2 separate regions of the Homo sapiens genome follow, and region 1 is linked to region 2. The links are chromatin contacts, found by Hi-C or POLR2A ChIA-PET in ENCODE. All regions are on one chromosome and are shown on one strand. The core of a region is the stretch at or near the end of the contact, and the rest is flanking DNA. Distances in the headings are between cores, read along the strand shown. Region 1 overlaps SPAG9 (sperm associated antigen 9). Region 2 overlaps LUC7L3 (LUC7 like 3 pre-mRNA splicing factor).

Evidence for each region. A loop is a pair of places that touch in the nucleus more often than their neighbours do. ChIA-PET counts read pairs that join two places held with the same protein, here RNA polymerase II (POLR2A). Pooled maps may share reads with other maps.
Region 1: a map of heart left ventricle shows a loop between it and region 2 (2.8-fold over the local background). The contact joins two enhancer-like sites. A Hi-C loop is called at or near these places in 4 of 168 maps with a recorded cell type or tissue (heart left ventricle, left colon and psoas muscle) and 4 of 50 pooled maps. POLR2A ChIA-PET finds 5 or more read pairs at or near these places in 1 of 52 experiments (OCI-LY7).

What each region holds. Positions count from the first base shown.
Region 1 is chr17:50,975,123-50,980,287 of GRCh38, reverse strand. It overlaps SPAG9 (sperm associated antigen 9), which reads left to right. Exons shown (of 30, transcript NM_001130528.3): 26 at 371-542; 27 at 3,067-3,180. Among named protein-coding and RNA genes, the nearest start is that of TOB1-AS1, 110 kb to the right of the region's middle. Within about 2 kb of position 2,650, at least 4 of the 41 ENCODE cell types and tissues checked have a DNase peak (open chromatin) inside an H3K27ac peak, as active enhancers do.
Region 2 is chr17:50,754,651-50,760,273 of GRCh38, reverse strand. LUC7L3 (LUC7 like 3 pre-mRNA splicing factor) reads right to left here. Exons shown (of 10, transcript NM_016424.5): 10 at 4,055-5,623. Among named protein-coding and RNA genes, the nearest start is that of ANKRD40CL, 10 kb to the left of the region's middle. RefSeq lists a silencer at 2,892-3,186. Within about 2 kb of position 3,018, at least 4 of the 41 ENCODE cell types and tissues checked have a DNase peak (open chromatin) inside an H3K27ac peak, as active enhancers do.

The DNA of each region.
Region 1 (5,165 bases), core at 1,401-3,900, 220 kb before region 2:
GTTGCAGTGAGCCGAGATTGCGCCATTGCACTCCAGCCTGGGCGACAAGAGTAAAGACTCTGTCTCAAAAATAAAAAATAAAGAAATAAAAAAAATCTTTCTGTTGAGCACTGTTACATAGTGTGGATGCGCTAGTATTGCTGTTATAAGGTGATATCCTATATAGTGCTGAAGTCCAATATCCCGTTCTTAGTTCTTTATTTTTTGCATTCCAGGATGAAAACAATTGTGTATATAAGAGTAATCATGTTTAATATATAATATTTGGGCTTGTCTTTTAATAGTCTGCTAACTTGTGCAAATTAGCACAGTTTTAAATATGAAATTCTATGTAGCAAAAGTAACTTTGTGATTGGACAATCTCTCCTAGAAATCTTTTGATGCACATCCCAGGAAGGAGAGCCAAGTGCGACAGCTTGCGTGGGTGGGGGATGGCGTGTGGGTCTCCATTCGCTTGGATTCTACGCTCCGTCTCTATCATGCACACACTTATCAACATCTACAGGATGTGGACATTGAGCCTTATGTAAGCAAAATGTTAGGTAAGCTTCCAACGCGTTTTATCTTTACCAGTCAAAGAGGGTGTTTTATTTTATCTATCTATGTGTTTATTGAAATGAGGTCTTGCTTTGTTGCCCAGGATGGAGTGCAGTGGCTATGCACAGGTGCAGTCATAGCACACTATAGCCTTGAACTCCTGGGCTCAAGCGATCCTCTCACCTCAGCCTCCGGAGTAGCTGGGACTGTAGGTAGGCACAGCCACCTCACCCAGTCCTTGTTTTTATTTTTAAATAGTCTAAAATGCTGGGTAGAACCAATGAATTAAGTTATCTCAGGAGTAGTGAACTTTTATCATTGAAAGTGTCAGACGTTTCAATCTACCTTACTCTTTTTTTTTTTTTTTTTTCTTTTTTTCAAGACGGGGTCTCACTCTGTCACCTAGGCTGGAGTGCAGTGGCACCATCACGGCTCACTGCAGCTTTGACTTCCTGGGCTCAAGTGATCCTCCCACCTCAGCCTTCCCAGTAGCTGGACAGGCCTGCACTATCATGTTGGCTACTTTTTTTTTTTTTTCCTGTAGAAATGAGGTTTCACTGTGTTGCCCAGGCTGGCCTTAAACTCCTGGGCTCAAGTGATTGGCCCAGACCTCAGCCTCCCAAAGTGCTGGTGTTACAGGCATGAGCCAATGCACCTGGCCCCTTATTGTTCTTGATGGAAAGTTGGGATCATTTTGGACTCCTCTTCTCTTATTTCCCACATCTAATCTGTCACTGGGAACTGTCAAGTCTGCCTCTAAAACTGTATTAAATCAGTTACTTCTTTATCTCTACCACTATCCTTTTACCCCCAGGCCTCCTAACTGGGCTCCCTGTTGCCACCCCAGTCTGTTCTCTGCCTAGTAACCAAGGTGCAGATATTACCTTCACACACCTCCACTGTTGCCTTTAGGTGAGGTGACATGACCAGGAGACCTTACATGTTCTCAAACACTCTCCTTGCTCATACCGACCCACAGCTCAGCAAGCTCCTTCCCATTTCAGGGTCCTCACATGTGCTGCTGTATCATCTACCTGGGAAGTTCTTCTTGGTCCCTTTTTACTTACTTAGCTTTCAGGTCATAGCCTAACTGTCATAATCAGGAGAGACCATTTAGGTCCTGTCATACTTTTTCTTCATGGGCTTATCATTATTGTGATCGTACCAGTCTTATGTGATTCTTGTTTATAATCTCTCCCCTACAGACCCTAAGCCCCGTGAAGATCAGGGACCATCATTGTCTTGTTCCCTGCTCTATCTTTAGCACCTGACCTAGTGTTATAATGATTATTAGAAATGTCATAAAGGATTCCTTTCATGAAAAATGATTGAACTGGATCAGTGGTTTTCAACCATTTAGAGTTACTGCCCTCAGAAAACCTTATTTCTAGCTATGTACCTTCTCCCTAGAATATATACACATGCAAACACAAACTAATTTCAGGGATCTACTTTGACTGGAGGTTAAAGGTTCCTAGGTTAGGCTGAATGGTAATTAAGCCTCCTTCTAACACTGTGATTCAGCGATCATGCCCTCAGTTCTTGTAAGTAGAACTTATGAGTACTAGTGTTGTCTTTCTTAAATGTATTACCTGCTCAATAAATTTGTCTTTCAAGTCACTGAAAATAAGATCAGTTGTAAAAATTAACTTGAAATACAAAAATGCGTTTGTTCTCCCTAAATTATTTGTGTATAATACTTAAAATGTTTAAACTGCTTTAGAACCTAAGTATATAAATGAGGGGAAAAGTATAGATTTTGTTTACAAAGATTTTTATCTGTGCAAAGAAAACTTAAGGGAAACCAGAACTTTTTCAGCTTATAAGATCAAAGGACACTTGATTTATCTGGGTTTGTTTGTTTTTAGAGACAAAGTCTTGGTCCGTTGCACAGGCTGGAGTGCAGTGGTTGGATCACAGTTCACAGCAGCCTCAAACTCCTGCGCTCAAGTGACCCTCCCACCTCAGCCTCCCACATAGCTGGGACTACAGGCATGTGCCACCATGCCTGGCTAATTTTTGTACTTTTTGTAGAGGTGAGGTCTGTTGCCCAGGTTGGTCTCAAACTCCTGGGATCAAGCAGTCATCCCACCTTGTAGGATCTACAGGAGTGAGCCACCGTGCCCTGCCAGTTTCACTGTTTTCTGTTGGGGTTTTTTGTTTTATGTGTTGGTTTGGTTTTACAGTTCCCTAAGTAAATCCTGTGTCACAGTTCCTGATGTATCCTATTTCCTGTGTACTTTTCTTCTAACTAATAATGTTATGTTACCCACTTTTAGGCTTTTCTTTTTCCATTAACCCTGAATTGTCAGATAGACAATAAGCCCCAATATGAGCTTACTTTGATGTGAACCTTCAGGAAACATCCATCTAGCTCTAGTCACATTTCCTCTGTGTTGTATCAATCCTGCTACTACTACTTTCTTTCTTTTTTTTTTGTTTTGTAATCCTGCTACTTCTAAGGAACTTGGAATGTAAAACACTGTCTGCTTTAGTTTCTCAATAACGTGTTCCCTCCTTTCTTTACAGGTACTGGAAAACTGGGCTTCTCTTTTGTGAGAATTACAGCTCTTATGGTGTCTTGTAATCGTTTGTGGGTGGGGACAGGAAATGGTGTCATTATCTCCATCCCATTGACAGAAAGTAAGTATATTTTTAGATAACTGCCATGGAACAAATAGGAGAATTATAGGAAATAGTTATGTCTGAAATTCAAATCTGTGTTAGCTCAGAAAATCAGTGATGGCAAAGATCTAGCTATAGTTACTTCACTCAATGAAACTTATAAATTCTAGGAAAATAAGTTTTCATGTATCAAGACCAATACTCATAATTAAAAGTTTTTCGTTGTCAAAACATTTTCACAGTTCAGGAATCACAGTCCTATTTCATCTTTTGAAATAAAAGTTAAAGTCCATTTTTCTTAAGCCTTATTATACCATTATCCAAAAACACTACCTAGCATTCATCTTAGTTTTTCATATCTCCTTAGCAGATAGTTTAGTATATTCCATTTGTCTTATTTGAGGTTTAAAAAAAGTTGTGGAAGAAGTTTCTCAGGAGTTCAGCAAGCCTTTCCATCTATCTTCTATTTTAAAAGAATGTGATTTATTGTTTTTATGAATAAAATATACCTCGTGTGTTTCTCATATGATGTTCCATTACATTAATCATCCATTAAGTAAATGTTTTTGTGTTGCAAAATTCATGGCAGGGAATGGTTTAAAAGCAAATACTGTAAGTCTATAAAATACATTAATACATATACACTTCAAAATCACCATACCTTTTTTCAGGCCAGAGGAGGGAGAAAGACTAGAAGGTATTTCGGAAGCCTTTAAAAGAAAGCAAGGTTTCAATCCCACCTGTCTTTTCTGCAGTTACTTATAAATCATATTTAGACCTCTCCTTATATCCTAAGAGATTCCAGGATCCCCTAGAGTTCATTTCAGTTATTTGTAAGAGCTTCATTTTAGCATAGTTATTGGAACAGGATTTGTTTTTTAAAACACACACACACAGAGAAATAAAGGAGAAATTTTAGCATTTAGGAAATGCTGCACATTGAGTTCTTAGTGTTTTGATTCAGATTCACTAAAATTGCTTTATTATTTAAAAAAAAAACACCATAAATCAGATTTTCCTTTTTCAGCAGAGATTCTAATAGAAGCCTTGGGAAGAACTTTATGTATTACTTGGTATTATGCCAAGTGGGATCTTGTTATTTTCGTTAGGGGCTTTGAGCACCAGGTTTACCAGATAGAAGACGCTGAGAGTGGTGGCTCACAGTAATTCTCTCCTCCCTGTCATGCACCTCTCCATGTCCCCTTTCCTCCTTTCTCACTTTAGCCGTAATCCTCCACCAGGGACGTTTACTGGGGCTGAGGGGTAAGTGCAGATTCTGAACCAAACTCTTCTTCCTGGCTTCTAATAGCCACTGTAAGGCTGTTACCACTCCTCTAGAATACCCTCTTGAATGTTCCTAAATGTTATCCACTTGCAGTCACTGCATCGCAGCAGGTGTCTTTTTTTTTTTTTTAATGTTTGTTACATGGCCACCAAACTGCTCAGCAGCTTAGTCTATTTATCATCTTTTGTTGCAGCTGAACTTTCTTTCAGACTTTGTTTTCCTTCCAGTATAAACATGAAACATCTCTTAAAGCTGTCATTAATTTACATCGTTTACTCTTGTTACCGATCATATTTCTTTCATTTACTTACTTGCCCATGGAATGGGGATGTTTTGTGAGTCTGGTCTTTTACAGTACGCAGCACACCATCAGTCTGGTATCAATAAAAGCTGCTCTATTGTAGTGGCTGGATTCTTGTAAGCACAACTTTTTACCAACCCCCTCAAGGGAAATATTCTTACTGTGAGGGAGAAAAATCAGAAGATAAACTATAAAGAAAGACTTTATTTGCAAATATACCCATTTACTTTAAACTGTATAATGGTTAGTTTTCTAACATGTGCATTAAAAACAAAACAAGAAACAACTAAGATTCAAATTTGTTTTTTTTTTAACTAAAATTATTTTTTAAATGAATAGATGTGTTTAAAAAATAAGCTTACTTATTGCTAGACTGGCAAAATCCCCTACTCCATTTACTGAGGTACTTAAAAATAA
Region 2 (5,623 bases), core at 1,769-4,268:
CACTGCAACCTCTGCCTCCTGGGTTCAAGGGATTCTCCTGCCTCAGCCTCCTGAGTCGCTGGGACTATAGGCATGTGCCACCACACCTGGCTAATTTTTGTATTTTTAGTGGAGATGGGGTTTCACCATGTTGGCCAGGATGGCCTCGAACTGACCCCAAGTGATCTCTTGGCCTCCCAAAGTGCTGGGATTACAGGCGTAAGCCACTGTGCCCGGCCAATTGTCCTCATTTTTAAACGTGTCCCATACTATCACTTCCTGTTTACACCTTTTTAAACTCATCTACAAAATGGCATGATATCTGAGTTGAGTAAATAACTCCTTTTTTTTTTTTTCTTTTTTGAGAGGGAGTCTTACTCTGTGACCCAGGCTGGAGTGCAGTGGCGCGATCTCGGCTTACTGCAACCTCCGCCACCCGGGTTCAAGCGATTCTCCTGCCTCAGCCTCTCAAGTGGCTGGGATTACAGGCATGCTCCAAAATGCCTGGCTAATTTTGGTAATTTTAGTAGAGATGGGGTTTCGCCATGTTGGACAGGTTGGTCTCAAACTCCTGACCTCAAGTGATCCGCCCGCCTCGGCCTCCCAAAGTGCTGGGATTACAGGTGTGAGGCACCGCATCTGTCCAAGTATTTTTTAAATTTTATTTTTTAAGACGAGGTCTTGGCCGGGCGCAGTGGCTCACACCTGTAATCCCAGCTACTCAGGAGGCTGAGGCAGGAGAATCGCTTGAACCTGGGAGGTAGAGGTTGCAATGAGCCCAGATTGCGCCACTGCACTCCAGCCTGGGAGACAGAGCAAGTCTCCGTTTAAAAAAAAAAAAAAAAAGACGAGGTCTCACTATGTTGGCCAGGCTGGTCTGGAACTCCTGGGCTCAAGTGATCCTCCCACCTCGGCCTCCCAAAGTGCTAGGATTACAGAGGTGGCCACCATGCCCAGCCAATAACGATTAATACCTTTGAGGCTATTTTTAACATACCACTTACAGAACAGGCGAGGCACAGCCCATGCCACTGGTCTGTGAAATAAGCTGAAAAACCAGCTGGTGCCCTCACTAACATCTAAAGTGAGCTGTCATCACATCCCATGCTACATTCCTCCCTAACACACTCCCTAGGATCCTTCCGGGTCAGCTCCCTTGCCAAATTCTAGTTAATAACTCTGCTTGCACCTTGTACGGGCTCATGCAATGGCTTGACCCTATCTACCCACTTTTATTCACACACACCACACTGTCACTTCTTTACACACCTGTTCCTCCTAGACCACGAAGTCATCTCTAAAGCTTGTGGGAGAGGTATACATAAAATACCAGAACTCCTTATGGCCAAGCATAATGTCTTACTTGCATCCCAGCACATGCCATTAGCCACTGTTCCTTCAACTCCAATTTCTCAGTAGCTCAACTTTGATGAAGGGCAGCGGACACATAGGCAGCACGTCAAGACTTCCCTTATCCAACTGTTCAAAACAGAGAAAAATGGTTCCAATAGTAAGAAGTGTCCTGTTTCATTCAGAAACGTCATGTGGGACCATCTGCAACTTGCTTAGTTAGCATTTGCGGCCTCCTGTAACAAGGTGACAGAAGCACTTCAGGTCAGCATCTAAATTGCTTATTTTTTTTTAATTTTGAGGCCAGGCATAGTGGCTCACGCCTGTAATCCCAGGAGTTCAAGTTTAGCTTGAGCAACATAGCAAGACCTTATCTCTAAAAAAAAAAAAAAAAAAAAAGAAAAAAAGAAAAACTTTGGGGGGGTGCATATCACTGTTACCCAGGCTTGAGTGCATGATCTCGGCTCACTGTGCAACCTGTCTCGTAGGTTCAAGTGATTCTCATGCCTCAGCCACCCAAGTGGCTGGGATTACAGGCATGCATCACCATGCCCAGCTAATTTTTAAAAATAGTTTTGACAAAGTTTTGCCATGTTGGCCAGGCTGGTGTCGAACTCCTGGCTTCATGTGATGTGCCCGCTTTGGTCTCCCGAAGTGTTGAAATTACAGGTGTGAGCCACTGCGCCCAGCCAAAACTCATTTTCTATAACACAAATAAGTCTTAAGGCTGCAGATTATCAGTAAAACAAAATTTGAAGAGCTTCAAGAGTAATTTGATTAGTTTTCACCTCACACATCGATTATAAAAAACTAATCCCTGAGTAAGGTGCAATTCCAACTCATTTTATTTATTTATTTTGAGACAGAGTCTTACTGTGTTGCCCAGGCTGGAGTGCAGTGGCACGATCTTGGCTCACTGCAACCTCTGCCTCCCGGGTTCAAGCAATTCTCCTGCCTGTCTCCTAAGTAGCTGGGACTACAGTGCCCACCACCATGCCCGCTAATTTTTTTTGTATTTTTAGTAGAGATGGGTTTTCACTATGTTGGCCAGGCTGGTCTTGAACTCCTGACCTCGTGATCCACCCACCTCAGCCTCCCAAAGTGCTGGGGATTACAGGGGTGAGCCACCAGGCCCAGCCTATTTTTTATTTTTTTTGAGACAGTCTCGCTGTGTCACCCAGGCTGGAGTGCAGTGGTGTGATCTCAGCTCACTGCAACCTCCGCCTCCCAGGTTCAAGTAATTCTCCTGCCTCAGCCTCCCAAGTAGCTGGGACTACAGTGCCCACCACCACACCCAGCTAATTTTTTTTTTTTTTTTAGTAGAGACAGGGTTTCACTATGTTGGCCAGGCAGGTCTTGAACTCCTGACCTCATGATCCGACTGCCTTGGCCTCCCAAAGTGCTGGGATTACAAGTGTGAGCCACCGCGCCCGGCCAATTCCACTGATTCTAAAATGGCCTTAAGTGAAATTAATCACGTACCAAAATGCCATCCTAAGAAGTCCCAGAACTATTTAGGTTAAAATAAAATATGAAATGACCTAGAATTCTTAGTTGTTCATTAACTCTGCACTTTCAACTAATAGGGTGATTAGTAACTCAACAGCACCACCCCTTTCCACTCCCCTTTCAGAAGTCCTGTGTACAAGGCACAGCCCTGAGGGTGCCACTGCTGCAGTGAGGACAGATTCCATAGCGGAGGGACCTGGAGCTGCACCTATTTTGTTCTTGGTGTATCCAAAGGTATCAGTCACTCCACAGCACATAGGAGCACTCGGGGATGTGTTGGATGAACTCACAGCCAAGCCCTATGCTCATACTGAGGGGATCCAAGTCTCACCTGGAGCATAGTTGAGGGGTAACAGGGCTGCTGTAAACTGACGTAGGGCCTTAGTTATATGAACCTTATGAATCTGCCAATTCAAATTTCAGTCACTTTCCTCTTTTTAAAGAGTAAACATTTTTGTGTTCACAGTACCCCTACTAAAATTAGAACAAGGCCAAAGCAGCAGCCTCTCTGAGGTAACAACCTAACTTGGGCCAGGGGAAGGAGTACAGCACAGTAAAGCAGTTTTCTTTCCCAGAATGGCATAAGCCTGAGAAAAGCTTCTTTGGAAGCTGTTTAGACAGGAAAACAAAACCATCAGCTCCCTGGCTGGCAGACAAGTAGAAACTATGTTAAGATGAAAATAAGGTATCACACAGAAAACATACATTTAGGTTTCTTTTTTTTTTTTTTTTTTTTTTTTTTTGAGACGGAGTCTTGCTCTTGTCGCCGTTTCTAGCTTTTTAAGAGTTACAATTAAGACCTCAATTTGAAGACTGGGCGCGGTGGCTCATACCTGTAATCCCAGCACTTTGGGAGGCCAGGGTGGGCCTGATCATTTGAGGTCAGGAGTTTTGAGACCAGCCTGGACAACATGGTGAAACACTCTACTAAAAATACAAAAAAATGAGCCAGGTGTGGTGGTGCGAAGCTGTAATCCCAGCTACTTGGGAGGCTGAGGCACGAGAATGGCTTGAACCCAGGAGGCGAAAGATGCAGTGAGCTGAGCTCGTGCCACTGCACTCCAGCCTGGGTGACAAGACAGAGACCCTGTCTCAAACAAAATAAAACCTTAAATTGGGCACTCAAGAAACAGCATCTTTAAATTTGTCACTGACTGATGGTTAATTTTACGAAATACACTACAGCTTATATATTAGTAACTACCTACACCAAGACTTTTTTCCCATTCTTCTTTTTAAATTTTATTAAGAAATATCATACATACAAAAGCACATAAACATACAGATTAAAAAAGGAAATGCCCACAGGCTTCAGAAACAGACCCTCACCAGTTCTTCTGAAGACCCCTGTGCCCTCATGATCACCTCTCCCTCCATCAAAACGGCTAACATTAAATTTTGTCTTAATCGTTTCCTTTTATCATGTATTTGACAGCCTGTTTTTGACTTTCATTGAAATGGAACCATAGTGATGTATTCTTCTGTGACTTGCTTTTTTTGATCCTTCTATTGTTGAGTTTTGTCCATGTTCACATACACAGCTGCAGTTCAGTTTCACTTCTGTGGAATTCCACTGTTGGAATATACCACAGTATTTATCCAACACACTGTTGGTGGACACTTGGGATCTTCCCGGGTTTTTTCTTCTTTTCTTCCTATTACACACAAATGCTTAAATCCATCCCCTGGTACGCATGTGTAAGAGTTTCTCTAGGGTATGTATCCGGGAATGAATGGCTACGAGAGAGGTTATGGCACACCCACTTATACCAAATTGTTTCCCGTTTCCCAAAGTTGTTGTTTCTAAACATTCTTAAATCTGTTGACAAATGACCTATTTGGGATGGCTGAGGGGAAGAAATAGATCAGCTACAAAACTCTTGAATTTTTAAAATAGTAAATTCAAAATTCTGATACAACAATGAAAAATACATTTACTTCTCTGCTTTGGCTTACTTGAAATGTACTTTTTAAAACTACAGGTTCAACTTAAAAGTGCTCTCCTTTATCTCAAAATAAATGTTTCTAAATATTACCAGGTAAAAACAGCAAGACTCAGAACATACGGGTATACCGTCATATATTTTGAAAGATCTATACATATATGTTTATATTTCCTCCCACCTCCCATCTCCCCACAAAGAAAACAACTTGGAAGAATAACTGTTAACAGCAGCAAGCTCCTGCAGAGGAAAAACAGAGAAATAGGAGTAGTAGGAGACATAGATCACTGAACACTTTTTTTTTTTAACCATGGGCAACATTACAATTATAATACAAAATTTCAAAAGTAGACCTGGGGTTCTTTCACAAACAACTAAAAAATCCCTCAGGAAATCAAACTTGAAAACCAATCCTGCATGAAGTCCCATCCCACAGAATTGTATACATAATAACTTCAAGTGTTTTTTGTTTCATGCACATATCAGATGTTTAAAAACATATTCACATAGCCCATCTGCAATGCATTTTTAAAAACAGAATGGATGAGGGCTCAGAGAACTTCCACCATAAAAATTTTCAGTTCTTACAAGTCTGAAAACTTTAATCAGAAGGTGGCTGAGCTCAACCAATATGTGGTCCAAGTGTTCTCAGACCTTAGAAATAAGGTTGGTTATTTATCCTCTGTGACACTAACTATATTTAAGGAACCAGAATGCCTAAGGAGAGGGAGTAAAAATATCTGAGCTGAGCAATATGACTAGGTTATTATAAGCTCAAGATCAAGAAAAGGATGTTTCAACCCAAACTGAAAAATGAATGGACTGTGTTTGAAGGGGAAAAA